Regions from separate parts of the Mus musculus genome. Here region 1 is linked to region 2. The links are chromatin loops, found by intact Hi-C in ENCODE. Cell type or tissue: left cerebral cortex. All regions are shown on one strand. Each heading gives the region's core, and the rest is flanking DNA. Links, peaks and the distances in the headings are about the cores only.

Region 1 (8,812 bases), core at 2,004-7,003, 53 kb after region 2:
GACATTACATGAAGCACAGGAAATAAAAAGCAGCCAAGAACACAAAGACACCCAAATGCCCAGAACCACAAGTCCCAGACCAATGAGAAAAATTTCCCTTAAAATTCAGAGAACACTTTAGTAAATGGTCCTGAAACAACTAGCTCTTGTTTCAGGGACACAGGCCTTCTATACATCTCCCACCATAAACACAAGTGGCTCAAATGGATCACAGCCCAGCTGTAAAACCCAGACCTGTAAGACCTGGACAAAATGTTCATGACCCTGAATTAAGCAAAGATTTTACATCTGAAACTTAGCCTAAGATACACAAACCTGCAAACATCCTCTTCATCAAGTCCTAAGTGTCTACATTTTAAGGCAAGCAGACAGGACAATGGCTTCCTACCTGGAGGTGGAAGAGGGAAGTGGTAAGTGGAGGGCTACAGAACGGCAGAGGAGAGCTACTGACTGGTGGGAACGACGGCAACAGTGTCTGCACATGCCAAACATTATCAAGCTCTCCACTCGAAAGGCAGCAGAGTACAGTGCGTTAGTTATTATTGCTCGGTGTTTGAAATCTGGGGGAACACCACAAAGCCCTAACCTTTTACACTGTCAAATAACAACACTCTTCACAAGCCAGCCACTCACCTGTAATCCCAGCACTCGGGGAGTTCAAGGTCATCCTCAGCTACACAAGTTCCAGGCCAGCCTGAATTGAGTGAGACCAATCTCAACAAACAAGCAACAACAATAAAAAGAACACTGCTTGCTCTACCGCCACTGACAAAAGGCTCGCTCTCTCTCTCTCTCTCTCTCTCTTTCTTTTTCAGTTTTTCAAGACTGTATTTCTGTAACAGCCCTGGCTGTCCTAGAACTCCCTTTGCAGACCAGAGATCCGCCTACCTCTGCCTCCTGAGAGCTGGAATTACAGACCTATGCCACCATGCCCAGCTGTCTCTACTTATTCCAAACAATGCAATTACTCAGATTTTTTTTTATAGAGTCACAAACATCACTAAAAAACGTTTACAAGTAATACAGCTACCTCTGGGTGTTTGTTTATAAATATTTTGGTGACTGTGAGCAGCACTCTAGGTACTATCCAGACCCTACACTGCCCTCCCTCCTTACACTCTACTCCAACTGGGATTTCAAGAAAGGGAGGGGAGGGGAGAAGGGGGAAGGGAGAGAGAGGGGGAAATGAAAGGAAAGGAGGAAGGAAGAGAGGAAAAACAAACCACTGGTTTCCACTTTCACTCACACAGAACCCTTCCACGGCGCACTGAAGAATCCACCATCATTTCCACACTGGTGAGGACTCAGTTTATGGTCACTTTCCAGGACCCTGGTCAGAAATGCACAGCTCACACCTTGCAAGCTCACCTGGGTAACCACCAATTCCTCCTGGAGAGGCAGCCTCAGAAATGGCCACATGGACCATAGGACAGAGACTTCCCTCCCCGGCAGAAGGCAAGAGCTGAGCAGTGACAAAATGCAAATATTTAAAGAACTCGCAGCTGCGGATGCCAGCAGGGTAACAGCTTGCAAACTTCCAGTCAGAATGACTGTTATATCTGGGGCTGAGTCACGGTTGTGAACACTGTTACCCACTTCCATCCTTCACAGAGGAGAGATGATTTTAAAAACAGCTTCCAGAAAGTTACCCAGTCACAACAAGAAAACAACCCTGGAGAAAAGCCAGTGTGTGGCCAAAGCCCTGCAGCCAAGAAAGGGATACTACACCGTCCACAAGAAGAGACTATGCAAGTCTGTAAACAGCAAACAGGTGTACAGGCATCATCAAGTGCTGAAGTCCACCTCACAGAGGACTGGATCATGGCTCACACATTCTCCCTTTGATATGACAACTCCTCATTACAACACTTCCAGAGAGGAGGCTTGGCACTTTGCCTATCCTCAGCTTCTTCATTTGTCCTGAGGATGAACACACTGGACAAAGAAAAGAAGGGGATCTGGCACGTCGGCCTCAGCAAACACTGACCTGAAAATGACTGTGACATCAGTGAATGGACAGTGAAACAGACAACAGTGAAAGGCAAGTCGGGGACGGTGTGATGGTCACACCCGCAACCCCAGCACTTGGGAGCCTGAAACATGAGGACCACTCTAGTCTAAAGCGATCCCTTAGGAAGAACAGGAGAAAACAAGACCCTTTAATGGTCCAACCTGGGAAGGTGGGGTTTGGACGCTGCTGGGTTTTAGGAGAGGTTGAATCCCTCCCCAGGTTGGCAGAAGCCTTGCCTGATCTGACAGGTAGGCAGATTTCTCCAGTCTGCACTTCATGAACAGCCAGGGAGGAGATCTCAAAGCAGCCAGCCCTGGGCACAGTGCCACCCTCCATAGTGAGGTAGATACCCACAGACACAGCGTCAGTGGACAGGGGTGTGGTACACTTAGTGACTTTGCAAATGACACTTTCTCAAAGCTTTAAGGGCACGGAATTAAACAAAAATACAGCTAGCTTAAGAGGTAAATCACATGGTTCATGAACAAACTTCATGCTGGGATTCAGATCCGGGACAAACAGCCGTGGTGCATATTTAACATACCAAAGTGGACCTGGCCTCTAGGTTCTCCAGCATCCCTCTGTCCCTACCTGTTACAGGGCATGGCTGGCATACCCTCCCCCAGACCTACCTACCTACCCCTCCCTCCCTTCCCTCTCTTTCCTCCTCCCTCCCTCCCCCCCTACATTTTTTCTTTCCCTTCTTGCTCACACTCTTTCTTTCTCTTCCCTTTCCCCTGCCCCACCCCCACCCCAAGACAACTTCCCTGGCCCCTTTCTTGGGACCAATAAACCATCCTGTTTTAGGGTTCTACTGCTTTGAAGAGACACCATGACCCACGAAACTCTTTTTTTTTTTTTTTTTTTTTTTTTGGTTTTTCGAGACAGGGTTTCTCTGTATATCCCTGGCTGTCCTGGAACTCACTTTGTAGACCAGGCTGGCCTCTGGCCTCGAACTCAGAAATCCGCCTGCCTCTGCCTCCCGAGTGCTGGGATTAAAGGCGTGCACCACCACACCCACGAAACTCTTATAAAGGCAAACATTTAACTGGGGTGGCCTTACAGTCTCAGAGGTTTAGTTATCATCATAGTGGGAAGCATGAAAGTATCCAGGCAGACATGGTGCTGGAGAAGGAGCTGAGAGTTCTACATCTTGATCCGGAGGCAACCAAGAGGGGACACTCTTTCTTCTGCACTGGTGGAGCTTGAACATAGGAAACCTTAAAGCCCACCAACACAGTGCACACTTCCTTCAACAAGACCACACTTCCTAACAGTGCCACTTCCCATCAGCCAAGCATATTCAAACTACCACACTGCCTAAGAGCGACTTCCCAATAAGCTTGCCTATATATACTTGAATTTGGTTTGAGTTGTGTAGAAGTAGCTTATCACGTCAACCCTCACAGATTCATCCTACACTGGACAGAGCGGACAGGCCCAGAGAATAACAGGAACTTCTTTTGCAGGTAACACAGCCTCTGAAGGGCAGAAACTACTATGGAAGCTGCCATGTTTATTTATTTAAATTCATAATGCTTTAAATATATAATTTTATGTGTTGGGCTATATTATTCAGTTATCCTCACCCACATGCCACATACAGCCCACAGCCAAGGGCTGGACACAGCTGATACAACCTGTAACTGTTGGGCACAGTCCTGAGGGGCCAAAGTCTTGGTAGTCACTTGGCCACTGGGAGCCATTACAATACAGAGTCAGAACCTCCCTCCCCCTGTGTGCTCCACTGTGGAATCACACACAGGCAGTGGTGCATGAAATGTGGTACAACAGCCGTTTACCCGATCATGCAACAGTTGCCCACTTTTAAAGGTGAAATGGGGAGAGGTGACTTAGCAGTTAAGAGAGCTGACTGTTCTTGAAGAGGATCTGGGTTTGGTTTGCAGTATCCACAATCAGGCAGCTCACAACTGCCTCTTACTCCAGTTCCAGGAGGCCCACAGCCCTCTTCTGGCCTCCTTGGGCACTTGCACAAATGCCATGCATATAAACTCACACAGGCGCGCGTGCGCGCGTACACACACACACACACACACACACACACACACACACACACGAACACAATATACAAGTAAAAAGTCGATCCCAGAACAAACAGCAGAGCCAAGGCAAAGTCAGAGCAATCTAAGAGCCGAGCATCCTCAGGAGGTGCCACACACGCCTACACCCAAAGCACCCTCTATAGCAAGATCCAAACGCAGAGCCAGCTGTTAGCGCCTTGAAAACTCGGCCTCCAGCAGCAGACTGAGCAGGTGGAGAGTAAGGTCTGCGGCCTCTGCAGATCCTGTCAGGACTGGCAATCTGCAAACTCCATTCCTAAAAGGGAATCCCTACAGTCCCTAGTAGGCTAAGTTTATACTCTCTGCAGCCAGTCACACAGCAACTATGAAGCTTTTGGAAGGCAGGGTTATGAGAAGTTCCTCCACACTCATAAGATAGAACACATGCTATTTTAAATTATTTCTAAATGTCATGAACCTGGATGTTCCCAGCAGAAGTAGAAGACAGAGCCGCTCAGGTCCAAACCAGTGATTCTGGAAATGAACACAAGAAGTTCTTCAGGGAAGGTGGGCTAGGTGAGCCAGAGAGAGGTGATAAATAGCTCTCAGCTCCTGCTTCCACCAAGCAACTTCAGATCTACACTTACAAAAGCAAGAAGATCTTCAAAGGGCTATCAAAGGTGCTCGGCAGGTAAAGGCTCTTGCTGCCAACCCTGATGACTTAAGACCCAAGCAAGGACCAACTCCTGCAGGCTGCCCTGTGATGTCCACATGTGAGTCATGGCACACCTCTACCCACACACATGCACAAATAAGTAAATGCCAAAAACAAAACAATAACAAAAAGACTTTAAAGACAAGATAATAAACGGTAATTCCACAGCGACTACAAACGGTAGATTCCTGCGACCTCATCACATTCATGTCCCTATTACATAGTCAGGTGCACCTTCTGGCCCTGTTCCTTTGCAGAGCCAGCCTTTAGGCCCAGGTGTAAGAAACATAAGCAACTTGATGGAACAGCAGAAGCTGGGCCCCAGTGCAGAGCAAAGCCCGGGACAGGAGCTAATGTAGGACTGGGTCAGGCCTGTCCCATGCCATGCTATCCTGATGAGCTGGGACATCTGAGCAGGGATTTCTCAAGGAAATAAAATGAACTGTGCAGAGAGCCACAGGGAGCGCCCGCCATCGGGGCTTGGCACTGGCCATCCAGTCTGGCTGAAAATCTCCCACCCAGCTCCTGCAGGAGCCTTTGCCACACACAAGCAAAGTTCAGCCAGTTGCTAAGGCAACAATGACTCAGACATGTTTAGGCATCTGCAGAAACGAAGCCAAAGTACAATTTCCACACTTGTGATAAAAACACAGGCTGCCAAGTACACAGCCAACCATTACTCTAAAATTTGGTCTTATTGACAGAATAAACAGGGGTGGGGAAGGGAAGCAGGAAGCTCCTAGTGCCTAGCAGAGCCAACCGTCAGGCTAATCCCAGAGTGCTGGCACTAAACCCAGCTTGTGTCAGGGAACAAAATGCCTCTTATGCTCCTGTGCTGTCTGAGATGGTTTCCTCTTATTTCTACCTCCATGTGGAGTAAAGTCTTCTGCTTTGGTTCAGCTGTGAACCAGCTTTTCGTAGAAGAGGAACTAAGAATCCGAGCTTTGCCCATGGTGAGGCAAGATAAGTGAAGGGGAAAGAGCTTCTAGGGGAGGGATAGATGTGGGAGACACAGCAAGTGTGCAAGGTAAGAGCAGAGGTGGGCTAGCCTGGCCATGACCCCGGTACCACCAGACACCATCCTATCCATTCATGAGTCTGCACGTGCACGTGCGCAAACACACACCTTGTCCTTTGCAAACCCTGAGAAATGAGCAACCAAGAAAACAGGACTCTGCTCAGTCTTCTATAGGGCAGTAAAAGGTGAGAAGGTCAGGCAGCCAATGGGAAGGGACAGAATGAGTTATATAACAATAGTAGAGTGCCTGTCTATAACAGCAGTGAAGAGAAGCCGAAGATTCTATGAGAACTGCAACCCCAACCCACTGAGGCAAAGTCCAAAGGCTCACTTGACCTCAGGCTACCATGATCTTTGAACGATCCCAATGCCAACAGCCTTGCACAGTCCTTCCTAATTTACACACTGCAAACGTGGAAAGCAAACCAGGACAAACCCTGTCAGCTACTGTGGTTCTGAGCAGCCTGACAACTTACATACAGCCTTGGGGAAGAGGACCATTTACTCAAGTCTCTAGTAACAAGTAGAAGGGGCAGCAGGATGGCTCAAGTACTCTTTTTCACACTTGCTTGCTTGCTTGATTGATCGCTCCCTCCCTCCCTCCCTCCCTCCCTCCCTCCCTCCACACTCTCCCCGCCCTACCAGGTGCTGGAAACTGAACCCAAGGCCTGAGCTTGCTCTGCAGGAGCTGTATCCGGAGTGAGGTAAGGACTTGTTCTTCCTCATGAAGGAATAGCATCCCTGCAAGGAGCATCCACTCAGGTTAGGAAGGGAATGGGACTCAAGAAAGCCTCATGAGAGTCTCTCTCGGATACTGATAACTTCCAAAGACCAAGAGACAGTTTAGGAAGAATTCCCCAGAGTTTTCTTTTATCTAAAATACTAGAAATCAGACTTAACAAGAATTCAAACAAGTTTCAAAACCCTCTAAAGTGTGTTCAAGCTTTAAAGCCATTTGTGGGAATTTCTCCTCAGAGAGGGATGGGAAGGGGAGGGAGGGGAAGGGAGGGAGGAGGGGAAGGAGAAGAGAAAACTCAAGTACAAATTTATCTAATTAGAAAAACAGTGGAAATAACCTAACATGCCCAGCACCAAGAAATGTTTCAATCTCAGACAGTCACCAAGGTAACCCTGGACATCATTTAAGGGGCTGGGGGTGTATGTAGCTTGGCAGACCCTAGGGCTGATCAACGCCTGAAAAGGAAGAAGGAACTTCAACAGAAATACAGAATGAGGACATTTAGGTCAGACATGGTGACATAGGAAAAAATCCCCCCCACCACACACACACACAAAGACATGGGCCATTTAAATTCTACATTCTAGATGGTACAGCAGGAAAGGGCGCTTGTTCCCAAGATTCTAAGAGGATTAGCAGGTAAGGTCACTTGTTCTCAAGCCTGAAAACAGAAATTTGAGACCTAGGACCAACATGTAATAAACAAATAAACAAAAACTGTTTTTTGCAAGTTGCCCTCTGATCTCCACATGACACACACGCACGCACCATAAACACATTGAGGTGGGAAATATAATTTTTTAATATTAAATCATATGGCACAAAACTGGTCATTAGCACAAGCTTAAAACCCATCTATCTGAGCAAGGGGTGACGGCACGGCCGGCCAACCCAGCGTTTGGGGGCTAAGCAGCAGGATCTGAGGCTACCCAGAGCTACTCAGTGAAACCCTGTGTCTACAGAACAAAGCAATCAGAGCAGCTGCTCTCAGGGACCTACCCTAACAATCCTCACTAACTGCCACAAGGCAACAAAGTGAGTCTCCCTCAGCTGCCTCTTCAAGGACACTGGAGGATGGGAGCAACAGCACCCACCAGGCCTCTGGAACTGAGAGCCCTGTTCCTCCACCCTCTGACCTCATCAACTGGAAGAGAAGCATGAGGGTGACCTAGTCCGTCTGACCACACTCCAGCCTGGCAGCTTTTGCCAGCTCCCTTCCAACACTTATAAACTCCCTGCTCTATAAACTGCAAATGTTCAATTCTCATAATTGGGTTAGTTGTGAACGCGGCTTCTACCTTAAACAAGAGACACATAACTTGCCCATTTATGTGTTCCTCAGAAACAGAAAAGGAAAGGGAATTTTAAAGATCTTTTTTTAAAATTAAGAGCAAGTGACTCAGAATCTACTTTCTCAAGATGGCAAGATAAAGGGCCACTGGTGTGGGCTTCAGGGTCAACTCGGACAGCAACCCTCTGAAGGTCATTTCTGTGACCTTGATTACTCCTGGACAAAGTGGAGTTAACACCAACTGGTTATAAGAACTCAATGAGCAGAAATGTAAATGCCCATGATCCCTCAGAAAATCCAGAACACAGTGCACCCCATGACCACTGGTTCCACCACCATCCATGCCAATCTTCCCATGGCACATGACCAGCCTCCTTATCTGATAACATATTTGCTGGTACTGAGGTCACGAGTACTTAATTAAAAACATCATCACATTCAAGCTAACTGGTGCCCAGGCAAGCCAGCTTCAACAAATCGTCGAGCTATAAAATCCACTAATAGCGGGCTTGAAGGTCTGCGTGGGAAGAGAGCCTGACCACAATTCACGATCTTGGTACACTCAGTTAGAGACAGCATAATTTGATATAATGAAACACATAGTTTGAAGTATGAAAGTGTTCACAAACTACAATTTGAGCATCATTTTAAAATAATAAAATTTGATTTCATTCAAGAGACAACTTAGAAAACTAGTCACAGCTGATTCTAGATACCATAGACTATGCTGCAGGCCTTGTGCCTGCCTACCCCTCACGTGAGGTCTCCATCAGTGGCCTCTGGAAAGCCTCTGACACTTCCAATTCTACATCTTTTTCTCTTTCTTCTGAACCATGAACAAAGGAAAACAACACAGCTGCTCTGAAAACGAAATGAAAGCTACAGGAAAGACCATGGTCAACTGCAAATACCTGCACAGCCAAGTTACAGCAATACACACGTGCCTTAATTATAACACCAACTAGAACTTAAAAATTAACTCTGGGGCTGGAAAGGTGGCTCAGGACTGCTCTTCCA
Region 2 (8,812 bases), core at 2,667-7,666:
ATTGACTAGCTACAGCTCCAGGAGGATCCCGTTTGGCCCCTGTGGGCACCTATACTACAGTACACAAGCCTACCTGCTTACCTACATATCTATCTACCTACCAACACACACACAAACACCAATACACACACATTTTTTTGAAAATCTGCAAGGGGCTTAATTTTAAAATCTTCTACTAAGTCCTAACCACCATGGTGAGAAAGACAGGGCTACTGCAAGGGTAGATGGGAAAAGGAACGCAAAAACACAATGGAGCACCCGGGGAGCTCTTTACACCATAGGCTAGCACACCGCAGAGAGAAAAATCTCAAGCTCAGGGCAGAGCAGGACGAAGGCTCTTACTGGATAAAATAGTGGAAGACAAGACTGTTCTCAACAACCAGGAGGTACTGAAGTCATTAGGAACCCATACACCTGAACCTTTGGTCCAACCAACAATTTGGTTTCAGGCTAATAACCTGTGTCCCAAGCAGACAGGAGACTATTCCCTGGAGAAAAACAGGGATGGGTGGCACAGTAACGGACTAGAAGGCAGATGTGTGGGTCAGAGTAGCCTCACCACAAACTAGAAACTGTTTATATAAATCGCAAATGCTTATACATGAAGCAGGGATAAACAGCTTCGGAAACACGACAATAAAATCTGTACCACTGCAGGGAGGTGAATGAGCAGGATCGGGAGAGAGAGAGGTGCAGAGCGGGACCTGCACTGCCTGGCCCACTGTACCTTGCTTGAGAAATGGCTCAGCCAGTCGTCCCCATAGGCACCTCTCTGGCCACTCAGACTCTGGGGAGTCCAACTGCCAGCACTGGCATCACCTGCACCCCTCCGCTGCCGGAACTTATTCCTCCAACCTGAGTCCTGGCAAATGCTCGAGCTAGGGGTCGCATGAACCCTTGCCAACAGAGAACCCATAGCCACAGATTCTCAGGCACGCTGGTCTTGGTCCTTAGCTGGACTAGACTCTCTTAGCCACAAGTGTCACACATCCTATCACTGTAAGCTGCATCACAATATTTGTGTTTTGCCAGGTAGGGAGTGACAGTCCCATTGTGACATACCACCTCATGCACTGTTACTGGGTGGGAATATTAGTGTTCCCATCTTATGAAGAGTTATGACCAACCATGACCCATAGGCTCCTCTGGGTCAATCAGGGAGGATAAGGGGCTGCAGAGCAGGGCCAGTGCCCATGCCTGTCTCCACTGTATCCCAGTGCAGTGTCATCCCAGGAAGCCCACATCTGTAAGCTACTAAGACAACTTGACACTTTACACTCATAATGAAGGCTCAAGAACCACACCTGCTCCCTCTCATCCCTGGAAGAGGAAAGCATCTGTCAGCAGAAGGCTGGCAACGTCCCTCCAGGCAAGTCCATGTTCTGGAACTCAAATGTCTGACCCAATACTGGCAGAGGATGTCTACAAGCTGCAGCACCTTCTCTGCTGGCTTGGAAGACGCAAGGAATGACGGACCAACAGGCTTTGGGGGTGTGCGCTTAAATTACAGCTCTGCAGGTGGTGACAGTAACTAACTAAAAGGCCCTCTGACTTTGTGTTCAAGCCCCTAGGTTCTCTTGGGCCTCTTTCTTCCACCACATTCCCGAGGAATAACACAAAGCATGTGGTGTAGACCGGTCTCTCCTCGGCGTTTCTGACTCTGGAGCTGGGGGGTGGGGTGAACACAGAGCACTTATGTGTCCGAGAGGTTCACACTGCAGCCTGGGCTCCTCCCACCAGCTGCACATCTCAGAAGTTGCATGATATGGATCTAAGTTCTTTTCTGGCTAGTTCTTCATCTTGTCCACCCAGGGAAGGAGGGAGAAGCAGCTTAGGTGAACTCCAGAGGCCCTGCAATGGTTCTGGAATCTTGAAATGAGCTGTGTCCGCCTCTGACACTAGCCAGCCAGCTCCAAGTAGACAGTGAGGCATTCCTAATTCTCAGCATCTGACATTCTGGCAACTCCTTCTTGCCACCCACAAATATTTAATAAACATCTCCTGTGTGCCAAGGGCTATGTAAGGCAGAGTGGCGTCAGTGTCACTACATTAGCCTGATGGGACTTCATGGCCAGGCGAATAACATAGTTTTGGAAAGGAACACTTCTCAGGTAGTCAGAGCTGGCCTGCAGACGTGAGGTAAGAGTGAAGGACCTCGGGCTCCTGGAAGGCTTGGGGCAGGAGGGCAGGATCCACACAGCATAAACCATGCACTGCACCACTCCTCTGACGTCTATACTGCAATTCAAGCCAGTGGACATCGGCTACACACAAAACAGTGTCATTACCCTCTGTCCTCCATGCCCATAGACTGGGCACCCATAACGTCATCTCAGAGTCTAATCTGGATGGTAGCTACATCTGGATTCTCATTCCACTTGAAAAGAGAGAAGGCTGAGAAGTTGCTAGGATTCTTCCCATCATAGATACTGAAGTAGCCTAGAGCCTTTTATTCACAAAGTTCTCAACCCTGGAAGCCTTCCTATCAACAGTCCAGAAGAATAAGCATGTTGGCAGATGGCAATTCTATTTTCTTAAGGTCACCATTGCTGTGATGAAACACCATGACCAAAACAACGTGGGGAGGAAAGAGTTTATTCCACTCCCAGTTCCACTTCACAGTTCAGAATCTAAAGCAGTTAGGACAGGAACTCAAACAGGAGCCTGGAGTCAGGAGCTGATGCAGACGCCAGGAAGCAGCACCGTGCTCTCCACGGCTTGCTCAGCCTGCTTTCTTACAGCACCCAGGACCACCTGCCCATGGATGGCACCATTCTCAATGGGCTAGGCCATCCTCCATCAATCACCAATTAAGAAAATGCCATCGTTACTGGGGTACCCTGTGACAAGACAGCAATGCGTATGATCAGTAAGGACACAGAGATAAGCTAGCAGCTACTCATGCTACTTCAGAACTCAGGGGTCTGACTTCTAGGGCATGCTCAGTGTGCCACACTTCTTACTTAGAAGCGCAATGTGCCAAAAAGACTGGTTGCCTGGTCATGACTGAATTTTCTCCTACAGTTCTGACCTCCATATCATTCTGCTTTCCTAAGAACAGAGCTTCCAAGTCAATGAGTGGACTATGCCAACCGATACATTACAACTAAAGAGATAATAACATAGGTAAATAGATTATAAGAATTATGAAAGCAAAGAGGGTATCTGGGTATGGGAGTAGTATCATTCCAATTTTTAGAATTTTATCTTGTTGGAGCCATTAACAAACAGCTGAGGACAAGGTCCTTTGCCCTCCACCTCTGCTAACAAGAGAGGCTTAGGTACCAATACCTAATCATTTTCAGCCCCGGCATTAGAGTCAGTGAAGTGAGGGAACACATGAGCAGGGTAGGTAGGTGCCTGCTGCCGACTTGTGGCTGCTCGGTTTCATCTGCTTTACTGCTGCTCCCCGCTGTCCGGGGTCTGTGAGCCGGGAGGGAGTAGAGGTGGGCTGCAGTCCGTTTTCTGGAAAAACACCAGGGAAACCTCTCCCAATGGTAAGTAGTGGCGCTTGTGATTGGCATTTTCCTGTTATTATGCCTTTCCAGGTCACCAAAGCTAACCTTGCAGGTCCTGACTCAGTGCCCAGTGTTTATGAGCTGTAGTATTTAAAATTCCCTTGTCTTTTTTTTTATTATTAATTTAAAGTAAGTAATGTCATGTTAATACGATGTTAAGGGCGAGCCTTATTCAGATCCACACCTCCCCCCTCTGCCAATCTGCTCTCTGGGTTGTTTGTGCGCACACTCCATTACTGTTTGGCCTTGGGATTATAAGAAATGTCATTAATGTATGCATTTTCATTGGCGACAAAACTGTTTAAAGCTGAAGGAGAGGTGAGCAGGGTCCCTCCTGCCCTCACAGAGCACTCTAGTGAGCAATGCTCCCAGAGATCTTCTCCCCCACCATCGGTGTGGCCATAAGGAGACTGAAGTGTCTACCATGACAGGAACATTCATGCTGACTGAACAAGGGGATATGCATGACATCCATTTGCCACAATGCCCCTGGGGATTGACCCTGCTAAAGGTCCTAAAAGGAGAAATGGGGCACAGACATTAGAGCCAAGCAAAAAAAATCTGTTCTGTTTGGAGGAGTTAGAGCAGGGGGAAAAAATGGTGCTTAAGGACTGTGCAGACTCCTGAAAGCAACCGTGCGCTCACTGCATCCTACCCCAGGAAGGCCACTAAAAGCTGAGACGGTTCAGCAGCAAGAGCGTTTCCTTTATTTAGCATTCTTGGAAGAGAATGATGGGCTCTGATAGTCCATATAAAGATAGAATCTTGTGCTGTTGCAATACAGCTTGCAAAGCTAAGGTATGAAAATCAAAGGAAGACACAATTTTAGTCTTTAGGAAAGCAGCAGGTAATCGAGGAATCAGATGAGCACAGTAAACAACTGTCACAAGTTAAGAGGCTGAAGACTGTCTTTTATGGCTTTGAGTGTAATTTTCAACTCTAAATGTTGTAGAGCTCTCCCTAGAGTGATTCAAAATTTAAACTCTTAGGTAGGGAGTACTATGTAAGCCATTCCTCCATGGGAACTGGCATCAGTGAATATTATATCCGGGCCAGGTATAGGGTTTGAACTAACAGGAAAAAAGCTCTTTCTGGTGATTTGTCTTAAAACTTAAATGGGCTTCCCTGGAGGGTAGTGATTATCCAGTCTTCCTGGAAAGCCAAAAATACTAGCTTGAAACAAAGAATGATTGCTGTAAATTAATGACTGTTAAGTCTTATAATACTTTCCACTTTCCTTTACTTTTTTTTTTTTTTTTTTTTGAATGACAAAAATAGGGAGTATGTCTCAGGTGTTTCTGGTCTTCTAATTCCTGAACACGCTGCAGTTGCTCTTTAAAGGCCACTGCTCCACCAAACAAGTTCATCGGTTTTCAAATGAATTTTTATGGGCTCAGGAAGTGACTCCTAATTAGACTTTAGGGCTGCCGCAAGAGCTTCTGCAACAACAATGGCTGTGTATGTCTGAGTCCCTATTTTTTGACATGCCAGGATCCAATCATCCATTACTTGAGAGAAGGGAAAAAAAGAATAGAGGGGAAAGGGGGTGATGTTATCTTTAGACTACTTCCTGATGATTAGGGATGTCGAGTTCCTAGAGGCAAGTTTGATCTTTGCTGTCAGGATATCTAATTTCTTCTTGTTGTTTCTTCTTTGTGCATGACTACTTAACAAACTGTGACCAATAGCAACCAACCAGCAACCCCAATTTGGGCCCTAGCATTTATATATCTTCTGAAAAAAGTCCCCAGAATTCCATAGTCACACAATCAGAAACAATCTGCAGCTGGCATCACTCCTCTGGTAGAGAATGAGGGAAACCACAGTCAGGTGCTGCAGACAGTCTGAAGCAGCCCCACATCCTACACCTGGGATTAAAGTGAAAATATAGATAGTATTTCTGTGTTTTTTAAAGAAAATAAAATTCTCACTACGGCCCGAAACTGCTGAATATTTCAAGGTCATGCGGATAATGTCTAAATGTCTTTGCTGGGTAGAATTTAATTTCACTGGAAAAGGAGAGACTTTGGGTTGCTCATTTGGCCAGCAATCATCATGACTAGCACAAAGCCATGAAAAAGGATCTAAATGTGGCAGCTGAGATTCGTCACTTTTTTTTAGGCTACAGCGTTCAAGCAGTGCACTCAAGGAAGGATATAAGGAAGAGTGCCGAGGACTTCTTGCTGCAAGTGTCCTCTTTTGTGGCAAAAATTCCTACTAGTGCCATCTTGATTTCTTCTTAGTTGTTTTTAATCACTGACCTTATCTTTATCTCGGAAAGTCTACAGTGCTTTACTGCAGCCCTCCCCCAGGCACCCAATTACGGCTGTAATAATAGGCTAGAAAGGTTCAGGCAAGGAAGCCGGATCTTCTTTTTTTCCTCAATGCATTATTCAAAGCTCTAAATCAAAACTACAGGAAACCAAAGATTTATCTGTAGGATCTCAGACCAAAACTTCTCTACTCAGGCATGTGTACTTTAATTCCTTTCTCTTTTAGCAGGCACTTTACCACCTGCATTTGAGTTGCTCTTTGACCCAAAGCCAAATTAACCATTCTGCGCCCAGTTTTGCTTTTTAAACCAGGGGATCCCGTTACCCTATGTACTCATGTCTCCCAAACTGCTTTTGTTTCCAGGGCATCTCCTCAAAGACAGCAATGACCATGGGTCAGTAAAAGGTGCAGAGATAAGCTCTCCAGAGATGGTTTCAGGGGACAGCATGGGCTTTATTAAACGTGAGCCACTTATAGAGAGGAAGCCTATGTATGACTGTGATTGCTTAGCACATCACTCAGATCAGATAGTGAGTACTCAGACCACCAGGAAGAAACACAGTAAAGGAGATGTGAAGAGTGCGGACTCCTCCATCCACAAGCCGGCTACTGGCTACTCATGCTACTGCAGAGTTCAGTGGTCTGACCTCTGGGCATGGTATACCACACTTCTCATTTAGAAGCTCAGTGTGCAAGAAAATACATACAGCCCAATCTTATGGAGGCATTCTTAAGGATTCTTAAGATTCCCCCTCTCCGATGATTTTAGCTTGTGTCTAGGTGACATAAAACTAGCCAGCACATCCATGAGGAGCAACCCACTCCTCAGCTTCCATACTGCAAGAAGGCAAATGAGAGCACAAGCCAGGAGGAGGGCTTTGCTGACCCCTTGCTGCAGCCTACAAAATCTTTGGCGACATCCAGGGCTTGACTATTTTATCACAAGCCCACAGTATCTCAGTAAGGCTTGAAGGACTGCAGAATAGTCTAGTCTTTCTTCCCAAGACTACAACCTGTAGCACCCACTCCCTATCACAGATGCAACATTGTATTCACACCTTCAGGGGAACCTCTGCTGAAGTGCAGGGCCTCCATCTCAGCAACTTCCTATGACCATCAAACCCCTACTCTGACCCTTCCAACAGGAATGAGCCCTCTGCTTCTTTTGCTCCCATCCTCTACTGATCTTTGGGTTTCTAACTTGGTAGCACTTGTGTTTTAAGAAACCAAACTAAGGGGTACCTGGAGACTTCACACCCATGTCTAGCTTTTCAGGGGTCAGATGGTGCTCTCTCATTCTCATTTCTACAGGGTCCTGATGATCTCACAGGGAACTTTCTTGTGGCACATGGGTAGGTGTTCCCAGGACCCACCAGCTTGCATCACACCTCACTGGGCCTCCTGTCTGCATGGGATGATGCTCTCTCCTTAACCTGCAGCGCCCTAAGATGGCCCGTGGCTGAACTTACGCATTTGCTGGAGCAGCAACTGCTGTACAGCAGGCAGCCTCTGTGCCAGCATGGCTCTCCACAAAGCCTGGTTCCCCCATCCCAAATCCAGATGTGCAGTTCCAGCCCCACAATTCTGCCATCCTCTGTTCCTGGAACTGGTTGTCAGAGGAAGGGCAAGAAAATGGGGCTCACCACTCAGCAAAGAGAAGAAAGCAATTTACTGTTCAGCAAAGGAGAGGGAAGGAAATGGGGTTTACTGCTCAGCAAAGGGAAGAAAGGAAATGGGGTTTGTTGCCCGGTAGAGGAATCCCTTGTCCTCTGATTGTTTAAAAGTGCAAACACCAGTGAACAAACTTAAAGATAACCAAATTATCAATCTTTACTCAATTATTCAAACTGACAACCTTAAAAATGAGTAATGTGGAACCCCTAAACTCTTAATTGTTGGATCCTAATTCTAAAAAAGCAGAATACATGATATAAGAAGGGAAAGATGTATTTAAACAATCACAGCCTTCTCGCTTGGAACCCAGGACAGAAAAGTGCTAGTGAAGTCTGACGCTCTGCTATCTTTTCAAACCTGATCACTAGGTTTCCTGTAACAGCAGGTGACAGTTTTTCAGACACGGTAACTCAGCAAACACCTGGACTGCACACTCCCCTTCTCCTCCCCTGGAGCCTCCTGTGTCAGAAGGCATCCACACTGTGCTGAAGACCCCATTCCAGCTCATCTTGCAGCCTCTCTTGGGGCCAGTATTAGCCCTCTGTTATAAAGACGCTGATGCTCAGGGAAAGTAGGCAAGTGCCCAAGGTCACATAGCTGTCAGTGCATAGCTGGGGTCAAAGCTGGCACGCCATCTGGCTTCAAGCTCAGTCCTCCTCACTCTGTCCCATGCGGCCCAGAATGGAAACAAAGTTGCAGAGTTCTTTCCATGAGGGTAAAATATGGTTAAGAGTTTACTTTCATGGCTGGAGTCAAAACTCAAGTGTCAGGACTCCTGCCTGGCATGCAGGAGGTGCAGGGTTCCATTCCTAGTGCCACTACCACCAACCGGCTTTTCTTTAGTAGACAGGAAAAATAAGTGGGGTGAGGGAGAATAACTTCTAAAAACAAAGCTAGTCACAAGATAATTTCATCAGGAAGGGAGTTCCCAGGATACAGGCTGCAGGCAGGCAGATGCTCTATCAAGATCCAGGCCCTTTGTACAGTCCTCTGGTAGCTTGCCTGCACTCTACAAAATGTCATATCATGGCCACTCATGTAAAAGCTGTCTGTGAGACTGAGCCGGGATGCCACTGTGTGTTGTTGCCCATTGGGCTAGACACCCAAGAAAGAGCACAACCAAGAACATTAGAGTACAAACCATCAATTCCGTTAATAAACACCCCTTGGCCTGGGAGATCAGACAATCCGGGTGAGTGAGCCCCCACCTCTACTGAAGATTAAAACATCCCAGCACTCCCTAAGACCCAGTGCCCTAGTCTCTTCCACAACCCATCTGACGGCAGGTGCCCAGCCGATTCTGAGTTACGTTCCTCTCCTCCCGGCTGTACCAACACCACAAAGGT

The links. Hi-C counts contacts between places; a loop is a spot of excess contacts. Peaks named below come from ENCODE experiments on the same cell type or tissue, not always from the same donor. Only the 100,000 strongest peaks of a DNase experiment are listed, where the experiment ranks them.
Region 1: a loop joins it to region 2, with 2.1 times the contacts of the local background. A loop is called at or near these places in 1 of 42 quality-filtered maps.

Annotation. Positions count from the first base shown.
Region 1 is chr15:83,446,460-83,455,271 of GRCm38, forward strand. The region is part of intron 1 of Pacsin2 (protein kinase C and casein kinase substrate in neurons 2); the gene reads right to left. Among named protein-coding and RNA genes, the nearest start is that of Pacsin2, 14 kb to the right of the region's middle. In left cerebral cortex, for the core only: no CTCF peak of the experiment used is centred there; DNase peaks (open chromatin) are centred at 4,286 and 5,401; H3K27ac peaks cover 512 bases.
Region 2 is chr15:83,393,002-83,401,813 of GRCm38, forward strand. All of the region lies in intron 2 of Pacsin2 (protein kinase C and casein kinase substrate in neurons 2), which reads right to left. Among named protein-coding and RNA genes, the nearest start is that of Gm41368, 12 kb to the left of the region's middle. In left cerebral cortex, for the core only: no CTCF peak of the experiment used is centred there; DNase peaks (open chromatin) are centred at 5,367 and 5,628; H3K27ac peaks cover 308 bases.